Linked DNA regions of Homo sapiens: region 2 is linked to region 1. Evidence: chromatin loops called from intact Hi-C (ENCODE). Cell type or tissue: mammary epithelial cell. All regions are shown on one strand.

Region 1 (8,000 bases):
AACAGAGAGCCAAATCATGAGTGAACTCCCATTCAAAATTGGTACAAAGAGAATAAAATACCTAGGAATACAACTTACAATGGATGTAAAGGACCTCTTCATGGAGAACTACAAACCACTGCTCAAGGAAATAAGAGAGGACACAAATAAATGGAAAAGCATTCCATGCTTATGGATAGAAAGAATCAGTATTGTGAAAATGGCCATACTGCCCAAAGTATTGTATAGATTCAATGCTATCCCCATCAAGCTACCATTGACTTTCTTCACAGAATTGGAAAAAACTACTTTAAAGTTCATATGGAACCAAAAAACAGCGCATATAGCCAAGACAATCCTAAGCAAAAAGAACAAAGCTGGAGGCATCACGTTACCTGACTTCAAGCTATACTACAATGCTACAGTAACCAAGACAGCATCGTACTGGTACCAAAACAGAATAGAAGCCTCAGAAATAATACCACACATTTACAACCATCTGATCTTTGAAAAACCTGACAAAAACAAGCAATGGGGAAAGGATTCCCTATTTAATAAATGGTGTTGGGAAAACTAGTTAACCATATGCAGAAAACTGAAACTGGACCCCTTCCTTACACCTTATACAAAAACTAACTTAAGATGGATTAAAGACTTGAAAGTAAGGCCTAAAACCATAAAAACCCTAGAAGAAAACTTAGGGAATACTATTCAGGACATAGGCATATTCAAAGACTTCATGTCTAAAACACCAAAAGCAATGGCAGCACAAACCAAAATTGACAAAGGGGATCTAATTAAACTAAAGAGTTTCTGCACAGCCAAAGAAACTATCATCAGAGTGAACAGGCAACCTACAGAATGGGAAAATATTTTTGCAATCTATCCGTCATCTGACAAAGAGTTAATATCCAGAATCTACAAAGAACTTAAACAAATTTACAAGAAAAGAAAAACCCCTCAAAAAGTGTGTGAAGGATATGAACAGACACTTCTCAAAAGAAGACATTTATGCAGCCAACAAACATATGAAAAAAACCTCATCATCACTGGTCATTAGAGAAATGCAAATCAAAACCACAATGAGATACCATCCATGCCAGTTAGAATGGCAATCATTAAAAAGTCGGGAAACAACAGATGCTGGAGATGATATGGAGAAATGGAATGCTTTTACATTGTTGGTGGGAGTATAAATTAGTTCAACCATTGTAGAAGACAGTGTGGCGATTTCTCAATGATTGATAACTAGAAATACCATTTGACCCAGCAATCCCATTACTGGGTATATACCCAAAGGATTATAAATCATTTTACTATGAAGACACATGCACACATGTTTAATGTGGCACTATTCACAATAGCAAAGCCTTGAAACCAACCCAAATGCCCATCAATGATAGACTGGATAAAGAAAATGTGGCACATATACACTATGGAATACTATACAGCCGTTAAAAATGATGAGTTTGTGTCCTTTGCAGGGACATGGATGAAGCTGGAAACCATTATTCTCAGCAAACTACCACAAGAACAGAAAACCAAACACTGCACATTCTCACTCATAAGTGGGAGTTGAACAACAAGAACACATGGACACAGAGAGGGGAACATCACACACTAAGGCCTGTCAGGGGGGTTGGTGGTTAGGGGAGGGATAGCATTAGGAGAAATACCTAATGTAGATGATGGGTTGATGGGTGCAGCAAACCACCATGGCATGTGTATACCTATGTAACAAAACTGCACGTTCTGCACATGTGCCCCAGAACTTAAAGTATAATTTAAAAAAAAAAAAGTTGGCCGGGCACGGTGGCTCACGCCTGTAATTCCAGCACTTTGGGAGGCCGAGGCGGGCAGATCACGAGGTCAGGAGATCGAGACCATCCTGGCTAACACGGTGAAACCCCGTCTCTACTAAAAATACAAAAAATTAGCCGGGCACGGTGGCCGACGCCTGTAGTCCCAGCTACTTGGGAGGCTGAGGCAGGAGAATGGCGAGAACCCAGGAGGCGGAGCTTGTAGTGAACCGAGATCATGCCACTGCACTCCAGCCTGGGCGAAAGAGCAAGACTCTGTCTCAAAAAAAAAAAATTTTTTTTTGGAAGAAAGTGTGGCTATTCTTCAAGGATCTAGAACCAGAAATACCATTTAACCCAGCAATCCCATTACTGGGTATGTACTTGGGTAATCCTTTGGAGGATTATAAATAATGCTACTATAAAGACACATGCACACGTATGTTTATTGAAGCACTGTTCACAATAGCAAAGACTTGGAACCAACCCAAATGTTCATCAGTCATAGACTAGATAAAGAAAACGTGGTACATATACACCATGGAATAATATGCAGCCATAAAAAAGGATGAGTTCATGTCCTTTGCAGGGACATGGATGAAGCTGGAAACCATCATTCTCAGCAAACTAACACAAAAACCACATGTTCTCACTCTTAAGTGCAAGTTGAACAATGAGAACACACAGACACAGGGAGTGGAACATCATACACTGGGGCCTGTCTGGGGGTGGGGGGGTTAGGGGAGGTATAGCATTAGGAGAAATACCTGATGTAGATGACAGGTTGATGGGTGCAGCAAACCACCATGGCACGTGTATACCTATGTAACAAACCTGCATGTCCTGTACACGTATCCCAGAACTTAAAGTATAATTAAAAAAAAAAAAAAAAAAAAGGTTTTGGTTTCTCCACAAATATCACAGTGTAACATATATTCAGGTTCTCTCTGACTCTTTCTCTCTGTCCATCCTTCCACCAATAACTGGTTCATAGTGGGCAGCTCTGAGCACTACAAGAGGTCAAGTTATAATGGGCTCCAAATGTATTCAACAGTACATTTTCCAAAGTAAAGAACTGCTTTTTTGGCTTTTGGTTTTACCATCTTAATGGTGAAACTGTATGTGGATTCATTAAAAGTAAATAACTGCTACTCTCTAAGAGTCTATAATGATGAAAAAAGTCTTCATTAGAAAAAATTGACTGGCCAGACACAGCGGCTCACACTTGTAATCCCAGCACTTCGGGAGGCTGAGGTGGGCAGATCACCAGATGTCAGTAGTTCAAGACCAGCCTGGCCAACATAGTGAAACCCCATCTCTACTAAAAATACAAAAATTAGACAGGTGTGGTAGCACGCACACCTGCAATCCCAGCTACTTCAGAGGCTGAGGCAGGAGAATCACTTGAACCCGGGAAGCAGAGGCTGCAGTGAGCCGAGATCACACCACTGTACTCCAGTCTGAGCAACACAGATTCCATCTCAAAAAAAAAAAAGAAAAAAGAAAGAAAGAAAAGAAAAATCTGGACTTCCCAGAAGCATTTTGTGAGTGCTTTCTTTGATTAATAATTTACCTTAAAGCAATTCAAAGACAAAACTGGTTCATTTTCAAATTCACATCATTGTTGATGATCCAGTCTTACAACCCAGTAGAAAAAATGCCACAAGAGTGGCAAGGCAGTCTGACCAGAGCTTGTCCTACCCGCTACCTTCCACTACCTCTAATCATACTCAGCATTTCTTGAGCACTTGTCACACATCAGGGACTACATTAAACATGTTAGAGGAATTATCTCAATTAATAGTCACAACAACCTGTTTTCCCTACTTTATAGACGAGAAAACATTAGAGAGGTTAAGTAACTTGCCTACGGATACTTAATAAGTGGTAAACAAGACAGGATGTGACTGATTCCAGGCAATATGTGTCTCAATGGCATTTTTACAAGCCAGGGAGCATATCAAAAATGCAGTGTTTACTAAGTCACCTCATATTTCTTTTCTGAATCAACCCCAAACTTATTCATTATGCTTATCCATTAATTGTTTTGTAGCCACTAATTAGCTGTAGCTTGTCCACTGAGAGCTTGACAGACTCATCTGTTTTCCAAATTGACTGTATATGGATTTTTAGAATTTTCTCATTTTAAAATAAAAATTGAGTAGATATGCTCACAGAAGGATTGAAGTTCTATTATCACCAATATTTCATATGTTATTGGGTTTTCAATCTCATTTTGTCTTAATTTTTCTCATTTGTGTTGCCCTTGAAGTTGTAAGTTTTAGGGCTTAGGGGCCATGTCTTTTTGTTTGAAAACAAAAGAGCTTCAGAATAAAAGATTGAAAGATTAAAAAAAACTGTTAGCAATGAATGCTTCTGGGTTAATGGGATTGTGCATAACTTTTTTATTTCTGTATTTTCCAATTTCCAAATTTTCCACGAAGTTCTTATAGCTAGAGAAAAGTATTATTTTAAATAATTTTAACTTCTCTTGTCTATGACAATATATGTTGATTTCCATAAAATGCCTCATTAACACTGAAAATAATCTAAACCCTGGTATCAGTAATAAATAGAAGTAAAATTCTTAGATTCATCCAAGGCAAGGGCTGCATGTGCTGGAGGCCTAGTGAGAGGGAGCCACTCCAACAGAAGAAAGGAGAAAAGTTGGAAGCAGAGAATTTTAGTGCCCTCATCATTGCTCCCCTGAATTCAAGCGGCCCAGGTTCATAAACCCACAGAGTGCTTTCTACAGGTCCACAAAATAAAACCTTACAGCACCCTATATGACAGGTGGGCTCTATAGCAGAAATGTGACTTGTCACCTGCCTGGAGCACAGAGCCATTCACAGTCCCAGAGATGGTTTTTCTAGGCAGTGAAGTGGTTCTGAGATTCTGTCTAGGATACTTTTAAGCATAGACTCAGAAATAACAAGTATTTAATGAAGGTAGTCAATACTAGAAAGATTCCTTCCATCTCAGAGAAAAAACTTGGAAGCTAGAAAGACTTAGGTTTTTAAACAGGGATTGGTTTCTCTGGCATTGCAGATATGTTGAAATACATCGAAACCCTTGCTCTGCCTGCTTCCTGATGCTTTTGTTATTATTGTGCCTTGTGATGTCATCAGTTGTGAGCTGGTGATATCATAGTGCATTATTTGAGCCCTAGTCATCACCCAAGTGCTGCTGAGAGGACAGATGATTGAGAGAATGACAGAGAAAATGTTGGAATCTCCTCCTATGCATGAGTCAGAGAGGAAATTGCTACCATCTTCAAGGTCTACTGAGGAAGCACATACTGAATGCTGGAAGCACCAGGGGAGATCCCCAGCTGTTCTTGTCAGAGCAACCCTGAAAGCAAGATCAGAATGGCTGCTCCAAGAGACTGGACCAGGCCACAAAGCATACAGAGAAAACAAGGGTGGGATACATGGATACAGAGAAAACAGGGGCGGGAAGGGGTATGGGGGACATACTTTGGGAAGAAGTCCTCCAAGAAATAGTAAAATCTTTACTCAGGGAAATAGTACAATGCCTCCAGGAGGTAAGACAGAAGCAAAACTTGACAGAAGCTCATCCTTAATCCCTTTGGAAATACAGATTTCTCTCTGGGCCAGAATCCTAACAAGGTAGCCCAGTGAATCCTTGGAAAACAACCATTAAAAGCACGATTTTATGATTTATAGACTCAGTGACTGAATTAATATCACACTTCTGACGTGTACCAGCTGTGATTTAAGGTGATTACTTAACCTCTCTGAGCCCCAGCTTCCTCATCTGTAAAATAAATAATGAGCCCTAATCATAGAGATGCCATAAGAATTAAATGAAGAAATGTTTATAAAGTACTATGTATAGAAAGTACACAGTGCCTAGCATAAAGTAGGCCTACAAAAAAAATAGCTACTAAGTGTATGTGTGTGTGTGTGTGTGTGTGTGTTTGTGTATAGAATTGTGTATTTTTGAATACCTGGTATATCTCATGACAAAGAAAGATGAGAAGCATTCTGGTTTTGGTTTTGGACTTATTAAAGGAGATATTATGCAAAATGTTTTATATGTCAGAATCCCCCCAAAAAATTAGTCCAAATAACAGTGTACCATGACAAAGTTATCCTGTGTTCTGGGTTAATGGCTTTTCAAACTCATTTGGAGTCGGTTTAGGTAAAATACTGTGCAAGTTTCTATATATCAAAGAAAAATTGCACAGCATAGAGCTAAACAGGCAAGAAAGACTGTATTCAATACTTATTGCCATAGGAGTCAAGTCTATTGCAATAGGGGAGAATGGTTAAACTTGAAAACAAAAAGAGGGAGAATTTTTAAGCACTGGAGTGAGCAAATAGAAAAGTACTAGAGGACATTAGCGCTGGCCAGTGGGAGTAGGCCATCTGTGTTTGCTAGCTGGTGCTTGTTCATGTATTAAAGCTAGGCTCCTATGGTCCCACAGAGACTGGGAAATAGGGGAGCTGTCTTTCTTGATAATTACATTGCAAAGTGGCGGCTCCCAGGTCCTTGTGAAAGACATTCCTGGGTTATAAAACTTGCAAGAGGTTGGGAGAAGATTGACCTCTCAGAGGGCCAAAGAATTTACAATTACAAGCTTTCTACAGTAAATATTCTTCCTTCTGAACTACAGTTCTATGAAAAAGGGGGGAAAAAAGAAAGGAAAAATGAAGTACATGCTCTAAGAAAAAGAGAGCTCAAGGGCCTATACTCGGGAAGAAGCCTGTCTAAAATTTAGTCAAGCTGAGGGGAACTTTAAGACCATCTTGATCATATACCCAGCTTGGCAGGGTCTGCCTTCATGTATCAGTGAGGAGATTGCCATCTAAAGCATGTCTTCTCTGGAAGCACCTGTCTAAAACTAGTTGCCTACCTCCATTTGCAATAACCTGACTTTCATGGGTCTGGACATTCCCCTCATTTGAGTCATTCTCCTGTGTTAGACAACAAAGTTGAGTGCACGGTTTGTAGGAGACCATAGTTAATAACATTGGTGTGATCTGGGGGCAGGAATGAAGGACCTACCTGCATCTCTTATTAGCCTTTCTGTCAGGGAAAGACCTCAGCAAAATTTTGATGTAGACAAAGGCTTTCCAATCTTTCCTTCCTTTTCAGCTCTTCTTGTTTCAGACACCGTATGCCCTCAGCCTCTCCCCTCTCCTTTCGTTTTCTCCCAGAAACTAGCTTCTGAATCTTATACTAAAATGGAACAAACTGGCTAATAGCCTAAAATAAGCCAAAATGTTTGTATATTACTAAAATCTTAAACTTGGTGAAATCTTTTGTTTGGGCCAGCAGTGAGTTAAAATGTTACAGGACCTCACCCTTAATGCTGAAACTGCCCCCTTCTAGCAAACAGTTGTCACATTGAAAGACAGGACAGGAAAGCATCGAGGGAGACCCCAACCTGCCAAGGACAAACCTGGATAGCTGGGGAATGGCCCCATGCCACAGCAGGGAAAGCAGGCACTAAGGTGAATGCCTGGAAATGAGGGATGACAGGGATTCTGGAGGCCCTTGAAGAAGGATTCTAAAAGAATATGTCTAACCAAAGCTGGGAAATGAAGATCAGTGTCTTCTCCCTGTAACTTTTGTCTTGAATGAGTTCTAGAGATGAAAGAATATGAGACCCTAAAAAACAACCCTTCTGTTCACCTTTACCCCTCAAGTACTGTCTCAGGCCTTTCCTTCTGGTCTCAAAGCTCTTTTAGGAGATGGAGTTCCCCATACAGTCCAAATAATATGTCAATTGCTTCTATATCACTACTCCTCTCAATAATTCATTTTAATACGTATAGCCAAGACACAGTTATATGAGTTAATATATGTAAGACAGGAAAAGGGTTGCTGGTATATAATAAGGTATATGCTATATGCATATTAGCTATGATTTTTATCATTATTATGCCACAGCCCTGATTGTGAGGGATATTTGTCAAAGCCAGAGTAGAAAGATACCCCAGTTATAGCTGCTAGGTCAGCACCATAAAAGAGAGGAACCCAGTACATATCCATAAAGGAAGATGCAATCATCCTGTTCTTTATAATGACTTAAGATAGCAGGATGGATAATATCTTTCCAGAGACAGACTTCCCCAAGGATGCCAGTCTTGCTGCCTTGTATCAGTCAACTGAACCTATTCTTACTTGGGGTTACCTCTGCCCAGCACCACAGATACATGTAGGATCTGAATGTGGAAGATCTCCAGCTCTGGT
Region 2 (8,000 bases), 290 kb before region 1:
TAACGGGAGAGAAAGCAAGAGACATGGAAAGAGTCTTCAAACTTCAATCCAAATCTTCCAGCTTTGAAAGAAGAGAGGAAGGAGAAAGAGACTTAGACTGAAGTACAATTCTGAGAATGTCTCACCAGGCCAATAAAGTGTCCCAAAGCAAAGAATCCCATTAAAGCAGTCTCATGTTTGATAGGAGTGGCCTGGTTCTAGTACTCCCACCAGTCACTGGCTGGGAGAAGTCCAGGGGACGAATGGTCTTACTATGAATGCCACAGTGAACCCGATTGTGCAGCAGCTAGAGGCTGTCCATCACCTGTGCCCCACAGATACTCTCAGCAGGAGATCTGAGTGACACACCTCCATGATTGTCATGAGGTTGGAGGAGAAGGCGTAAAATAATCATCTGGAATAGAGGGCGAGTGAATGACTAAGAAAATGTAGTCTGTTTCTCAGTCAGCACTAACGGCCTCTTGATAGACAGGTTTCTGACCCAGTGGCTGTGTTTTTGCCCAGGTGTATGAAATTGCTCAGATTCAGGGGCAGAGTAGATGGAAAATGGGTTTTAATCAGGATTGAGGTTCTGTCAAGTTATAATAAAGCAAGAGAGGGGCTTGAGGTATTTGAGGCTGTATGCATGGGAGTGAGAAATAATTGACATGGAATTTAATCTGGATAAAGAAAGAAATAAATACATAAGGAATAATAAATAGTGAAAAAGTAGAAGAACCAACACACTGAAATCCATTCTGGGATTAAGGGATAGATGGAGTTCAGGTACTAAAGAGAGTGAGCTAGAAATGTAGGGCAGGGCACTAGACAAAGAGATCAGAGAGTAGCATATATAAAATTGAGATTATGAAGGGGTTGCAGTCATTGGGAATAATAAGGCCTAGGATATTACCAGGGAAATGAGTGGTTGAGGTAGAATACAGAGCAATATCATCATTGTAGGGGAGTTCCAGAAATGGAAAAGGCAGTGTTGAAGGAATCATTTGTGCTGTGATTTTTGTTGAAATCACCAAGAATTGAGACAGGAATAGTACTGAAGAGTGTAACAAAGAGCCAGTAGCTAAATTCATCCAGAAACAAATAATCCAAGGACCAGAGATGAAGGACAGTAGAAGGTATAGTATGATGAAGTGAGACTCAAAGTTCGAAGAGCTTAGGGTAGAATGGAAGAAGAACAGTCTGAAAATGGTAGTAAGAAACAAGGAGGGACACCTAACCCATATCTAGACTCAGTGGAAGTAGAGTTTCAAGAGGAAAAAAAAATGTCACCAAAGGAAAGGGCTACAGGCGAAGTAGGATCCTCAAAAAAGATCTTGGTTTTGGTCAGAGCAGGAAGGTGAACAAAACTGTGTCAGGGTCCAATCAGGAGAAAAGAACCCACATCAGATAGTTTATTTTACTCAAGGAGTTGGTTATGTTAATAAAAGTTACTGGAAGAGCTGAGAAGCCCAATGAGGTACAGTAAAGAAACTCAGAGATTAACAAGAGTAGAAGGCCACTGTCAGTGATTTTTCTGGAAAGCCCAGAGAAGGAGGAGATGGTTCCATGCCCAGGAGCTCAGCCACCTGGCAGGACCTGGAACCAGGTGGAAGCTGGGACCAAAGAGGAAGTTCATCCAGAAGGAACCAGAACAAAAGAGAAGACACTGCGAGAGGCTGATGTGGAGAGGATGGGGAGGAATACCCTGTTTCTCCTTTACCACCACTCGTTAATGTCCCACCAGTGCTTTCTGTTTTCTGAGCCTAGATGGCAGCCAGGTGACAACAGAGCTTTTGCCAAGCTCTGTCACCTGTAATAGAGAGCAGAGGAGAGGAAAAGTGGGAAACAGGCCTGAAAACAAGCAGGCAAATGATCAGCACAGGAATCCAAACAGCTGATGCTACAAAGGTTTGGCTATGATGTTCCATGAGTTCCTGAGGGTCCAATGGAAATATTTCAGGAGCTGGGGAGGGATTGGACATGGTACAAAATCGAGCATGTGCAGAATTACATGAAAAGTGCGGAAGATAAAGGGAGACCAGAAGAAGTCTGGGGCTTCTTACAGCAACTGAAACAAACAGGAGTTAAGAAAATAATGAGGCTGGTCCTAGTGAGCTGCAAACAGATGGTATCAGGGAGGGCTGGGGACATGTGGTTTACTATTTTTTGGCATTAATGTTAGAAAAGGCCTGCGCACATATGTAAGTCAAGAAAGAAGTGGCTATGGAAAGTAACAGAGATGGATAACAGCAGAAAAAAAAAGAAGAGAAGAGATTAAAAGAAGAAAAAACAGTTAATCAAGTGTAGGAAGCATCTTAGTCTACAAATTCTGATATGTGAGAAATACAGCTTTATTTGTTTCAGAAACCAATCTCTTTCTCGAGTCCCTATTCCACTGAGGTAGTAGAAATGTAACCTAATTCTCTCCAAGTTTTATTTTCATCTAAATTCTTCAATCTTACTTAGTACTAAGGTGTGTGTGGTTGACATGCCTGTGTGTGGCTAGTGTGTGTGTGCACATGTGTGTGATGGGAGTGGGCAATTGAAGGAACACTTGCATTTGAACCTCAGAGTCATCTCACACTGGCATCTACTGTCCCATCTCAGATCACACATCCTCCTCAGTGGCTGGTCCATCTGGGCACCTGAAAAAATGTCCTTGGTTTCCACCTGCACGGTCCCTTCAGGAACTCCTTCTCCACCATTCTTGGTTGCAAAGATGTCATTTGCTGCTCCCTCATGATAATACGGTGTGAGAAACTCTAGGAGCCGTCTAACATCCCATCTGGTTAGAGCCACATGGCAGAGCTGTTTTCCCTTCTCTCACCAGCTGCTCTGAAGAGAAATGAGGTATAGGCTGTCTCTCCTCTCAGATCCCCCAAGCTATCTAGAGCTATTGTCAAAGCCTCCAGCTTGGCACAGGACCTTTTCCAGGAACCCCCCCAAGCTTCCTTGCCTTTTCTCATTTATTTCTTATTCTGATAGCCCAAGGAATCCTTCCTGGTGGGGGAGGCCATGGGTGAAAAGTTTTCCTCCCTAGTTTCCAAGCCGCTTCTGTCTTGGTCTCACTCCTGTTCTAAGCCCTCATGAAGAAACAAAAGCCCCAACAAAGCTTTTTCCCTCTCCTGAGGCAATACATATGGGCTAGTTATTTATATGGAGGCAAGTAAGAGACAAAGAGGAGAAAGTGCCATGGGGAAAAAAAAAAAACCATAGGATAGTCTTTCAAAAATATTATACCTCCCAGAATCCGAGACAAGGTAGCAGCAGGCTGGCCTAAGCATCACACAAGAGCAGAGGAAGGCTAACAGTAAAGAAACATTTTGAGTTGGAGATTACAATTCATACTAAATGGTTATATTTTCTTAAACATTTCCCTTTCATAGGATGAGCTTCTCTGTCAGGAAAAAGGTGAGATACTTTCTGGGAGTAAAATGAGGTCGAATTGAAGAAGGTTTACTAAGGACAATCAGCTCTAATAGCCCTTTGAACCATTAACACGTGGGTTTCTCACAACAGGTAAGGTTGGCATCACAATTCCCTTTTACACATGACAGAATGAAAGCCTGGGCATTCATCCAAAGTCACATGAACCAGTGGCAGTGCTGTGAAGGTTTGAGGTGAGTGGAAACGTTTATTCCCATCAACTCCTGGCTTCCTTCTTCTCCCATGACTGAGCTTTAAAACGTAACTTGTCTTCAAGTGTATAAAACTCTCCAATCAGTGATTTAAGAAAAAAATTTTCTGTGTCATTGACAGGAGTTGTTACCTGCTTGAGAAAATGAAACCAGGACGTGACTCAGCATGGAAAAGTGGGAAGTGATTTTGTGGGAACATTATCTCCTACAGTAACCAATTTTGCTGGGGCTTTGATTTGCTAATGAGCAATACTTCCACAGAAACATACATATTTTCATCATATAACTCCTAAGAGCAGTGCACCTGCCTCCTGGGACAGGCTGGCACAGGCACATTCTTATGCTGGAATCTGTGTCCCAGGGGTCAAGTGGGATGGGTGGAGTACATTTCTGAAGCAGCCTGAAGCAGGAAGAGCAAGAGCTGTGTAATTGTTCAGTCTTTGGAGAGCACCAAAAAGCAGACTCCGGAAGCAGAGTTCAGCCATCAAGTATAGAGCAGAGAGGACACCAGAGGCAAGATCTGAAAGTCCAAAGCAGGTAGAAGCAGCACAGAAGTGAAAATAATAGTCTAGGGGAAGCTTAGCCCTCCAGACTTTACAAGAAGTCAGCAAGTGATATTAGAAAAGAAATAATTATGCTTTAAATACCATCCCCCATGTAAATATTTCTTTTTTTAACTTCATTGTTTAATAACAATGGGTTATAACAGGCAAATGATTTTTTCTGAGATGGGGTCTCACTCTGTTGCCCAGGGTAGAGGGCAGTGTTGCTATCATGGCTCATCACAGTGGGGCTCAAGCAATCCTCCCACATCTGCCTCCAGAGTAGGTGGGACTATAGGGGCGAACCACCACATCTGGCTAATTTTCATTTTCATTTTTATTGTAGAAGTGGAGTTTCACCATGTTGCTCAGGCTGGTCTCAAACTCCTGGGCCCAAGCAATCCTCCCACTTTAACCTCCCAAAGTGCTGGAATTACAGGCATGGGCCACTGCACCCAGCCAGACATGTGATTTTTAATTTGACTTTTTTCTTCATATATTATGAATATTTTACCTTTCCTTTATTTTTCAATCTACAGCAGTTTGATTTTTGCTATGACTGCTCCCTTGTCTGCCCTAATAAAAGAAACAAGTGGTACAATCATTGCTAAATCTAAGGCCACCTCCAGTCTTGTCTTACTTTTATCTTCCTTGGCCACTTCTTCCATAATCAAACATCCGTCCTTTGACTTTCTCAACATGCCTTTATCCTGGTTTTCATCTATTTCTAGCTGTTCCTTCTGATCTCCTCGTTAGTCACTCTCTTCTGATAACCCTTGAATATAGAAGCCAGACCCCTCTCCCTTTCTATTTTATTTTACCCACCACCTCTGCATTTTGATGCATATATTCAAATATTTAGCCCTATCCGTTCCTGACTTCTGGACCCTTATGCAACCTGGATTTCCCACTGACTCGTTAAACTCAACATGCCCAAAGCAGAATTTCTTATCTCTTCTTCCTTCTCAAATATGAGGATCGTCTTTCTTTCAGCTTGGAGGCAGCAATCGTCACAGTGCCCTCTTGCCTCTTCACCGTAGTAACATCAATAACCACAGAGTTGACATTTATGGAACTCAAATGCTATGTTAAGACTTTACAGACATTTTTTAATTTTCTCAAGAAATCTATGAGGTAAGTACTATCATCACCCTTACTTTACAACAAGGAAATTAAAGCTTAGGAAGGTGAAGAAACTTGCTCAGGGACACCCAGCAAATAAGTGACAGATCTAAATGTCAGACATAAAAATGTGTCTCCATAGCCCAGAGATCACACTCCTAGCCCCACACACTCTCATAAAAAGACTCACTAAGTCTGGAATTGTGAAAAATGAATGTTTACAAATGTGAGAAAATAAAATAAAATTCAAAATGTAAAAATTGATTAAGATGAAAACATATGTTGTTTATTCAAATGTAAGTGTCCACCTGGATCAACCTGGCTGGCTCAGCTTGGCAGTCAGTTCTGGTTTCTTCTTGCCACAATCTTGTCTATTTTGAATGCTAGACTACATTGAGCAGACCCTTTGTCCAAGGGAGACCTGGCTTCCAGATCCTGTAGGATCTTCAGCTTCTTCCAAATGCTGCTTATTAGAATTAACCTCACATCTTTGAGCTAGTAGACTCCCCTTTTGGTCTGAATTGACCCTCTGAGCCCAGCCACATTCCCTGCAATAAGAAAAGCACTTCCCTAACTTAAAACCAAGCTTCAGACCTCTCTGAAACTACTTGCTCCTCTTCCTCTCTCTAAATGACTCAACTGGAAGTTCTGACATTTCCATAACACATTCTTCTATGTGTGATTTGGTACTGAATGATATGTTACACTAAGTGATTCCCAAGGCTGGTGCGACCCCTTAGTAAAGACCAACATTACCCATTTCCCATAACCCAGGCTGTTGTCATGGCCTGTCTAGTGGTTCTGTGGCCCAGATTTCATCATCCTTGGAGCCAATCTGGATTTGTCAACTCCCACCCAATCCCCACCCCATTCTTGCCCCCATCCCCAAGGCCTAGAAGACTTTTTAATGATTCCTTCAGTTTTTTAAGACACTGTCCCTCCACCGAACTTTCCTAGGATATATTCTTGTTCTCAACTCATTTGCAGGGCAGTGATCTGTATAGTTTGTTTTGTTTATACAAACATTTATTGAATACCAGCTATTATGCCAACCACTGTGCTTTGAGATTGTGCTAAAGTTAAACAATGAGAAATAATCCCTGAATTCAAGGAAATGCTAGTCCATGTGGAGAACCAATAAGCACACAAATTATACAAGGCAGTGAACCAAATGCTCAGTCAAGTCTGAGAATGGAGCCTCCAAGCTGAAATATTAGTCTTTAGAGCAGAGGTCCTGTGGGCACTATACCTTTAAGGTTCCTAAGGACAGGAAATGAATCTTGTTTATTATTCTACCTCAACCTCTAGCAAGTACTTCAGTACACAGAGCCAGTGCTCAATAAATAGTTGTTAAATGAATAATTGCACCTCCTTACAAATTCCAGGTGATCTGAGTTACATTACGCAGGTTTCACAGAGCCAGACCAGGTAAATGAGAATACTCTTAAATTGTATCCCAGCAGTGCGGTTCATGAGAAAGAATTCTAATGTTGGGCTGGCCCTGAAATCAGTGAAAATGTGCTTTCTCCTAGCAGCCCCCATCTGCCGACACAACTTATCTCTACTGAATATATCTTACACATCCTCAAGTTCAGCTGGATACTTGAGCCTGCAGTCTTTTGCAACCTGTTTGAAAACTTCCAGAAGCAGAAGACTTACTCTCCATGAGGCTCAGTGCAGCTCAGACAACCAAGAACTCTTTCTTTTTGATGAGATAACATGTGTCTTCCTGAAATCTCCACACATTTGCCCTAGGTTTGGCCCCTGAAAACACAAAGAACAAATATGATACTTCTTCCAAAGAATAGCTCCTCCTCAGATACATGGAGGTTGAAGCTCACTGAACCTTCTCTTGGGCTGCCTAAAACTGTCCTCAATGTTACCAATTATCCTGCACTTTCTGAGTTCCCTCATAGCCTTGACTAGTCTCCATTAAACACACTCTTAATTTCTTATATCTTTTTTTGAGTTTAGTAACCACTATAGAAGAATAGAATATACTACTCCAAGTACCACCTGATATCAACATAAACAAGTGCTATTACCTTCTCTATTCTAGATATTATATCTAAATTAACATGGCCTACAATCATATTAAATTTTTATCCCAATCATAGCACATTGCTGATTTATGTTGTGTTTACTGTCGAACAAATTTTCACGTAAGATATTGCCAAGTTGTTTCTCTTCATCTGGGACATTGTATAGTTGATTTTTGACCTAAGGGTGGGGTTTTTCATTTTTTCCCCATTACATTTTATCATGGTAGATTCAACTTATAATTCTAGTAGATCTCTTTAAGGTCCTAAGTCTGTCATTCAACAACTTCAATATTTTTCCCAGTTTAAGCTAATTCATTTATTAATTTAAAATGGGTAATTTATTGAGTACTTCCTGGGGGCTGGACATTGTTCTAAGCACTGGGGATTCAACAGTGAACAAGACAGACAAAGCGCCTGTTTATGTGGAAATCACAAGTGTTAGGGTACAGGTAAGAGAAGGGCTGGGAAAGGGGGCATTGTGAGGTGAGGAATGCCCTCATGAGATGAGCATGCCTTCTATATGTTAGATATTTAATAAGAATTAACCTGATCTCTCTCTCCAAGTTGACAAAAACACTCTGGATATGCTCTCCTGACCAGTTACACTTCTCAGTTGTCTACAGGAATGCCCACTGAGAACCTGGCATCAACAATCTGTTGCATTTCCTTGGTTTTCA

Evidence for each region. Hi-C counts contacts between places; a loop is a spot of excess contacts. Peaks named below come from ENCODE experiments on the same cell type or tissue, not always from the same donor. Only the 100,000 strongest peaks of a DNase experiment are listed, where the experiment ranks them.
Region 2: a loop joins it to region 1, with 11 times the contacts of the local background. A loop is called at or near these places in 1 of 110 quality-filtered maps.

Annotation. Positions count from the first base shown.
Region 1 is chr3:101,899,218-101,907,217 of GRCh38, reverse strand. No RefSeq gene overlaps it. Among named protein-coding and RNA genes, the nearest start is that of RDUR, 38 kb to the left of the region's middle. In mammary epithelial cell, no CTCF peak of the experiment used is centred here; DNase peaks (open chromatin) are centred at 3,587 and 4,957; H3K27ac peaks cover 1,461 bases.
Region 2 is chr3:102,191,389-102,199,388 of GRCh38, reverse strand. No RefSeq gene overlaps it. Among named protein-coding and RNA genes, the nearest start is that of ZPLD1, 240 kb to the left of the region's middle. RefSeq lists an enhancer at 3,485-4,684. In mammary epithelial cell, no CTCF peak of the experiment used is centred here; DNase peaks (open chromatin) are centred at 3,858 and 6,658; H3K27ac peaks cover 5,348 bases.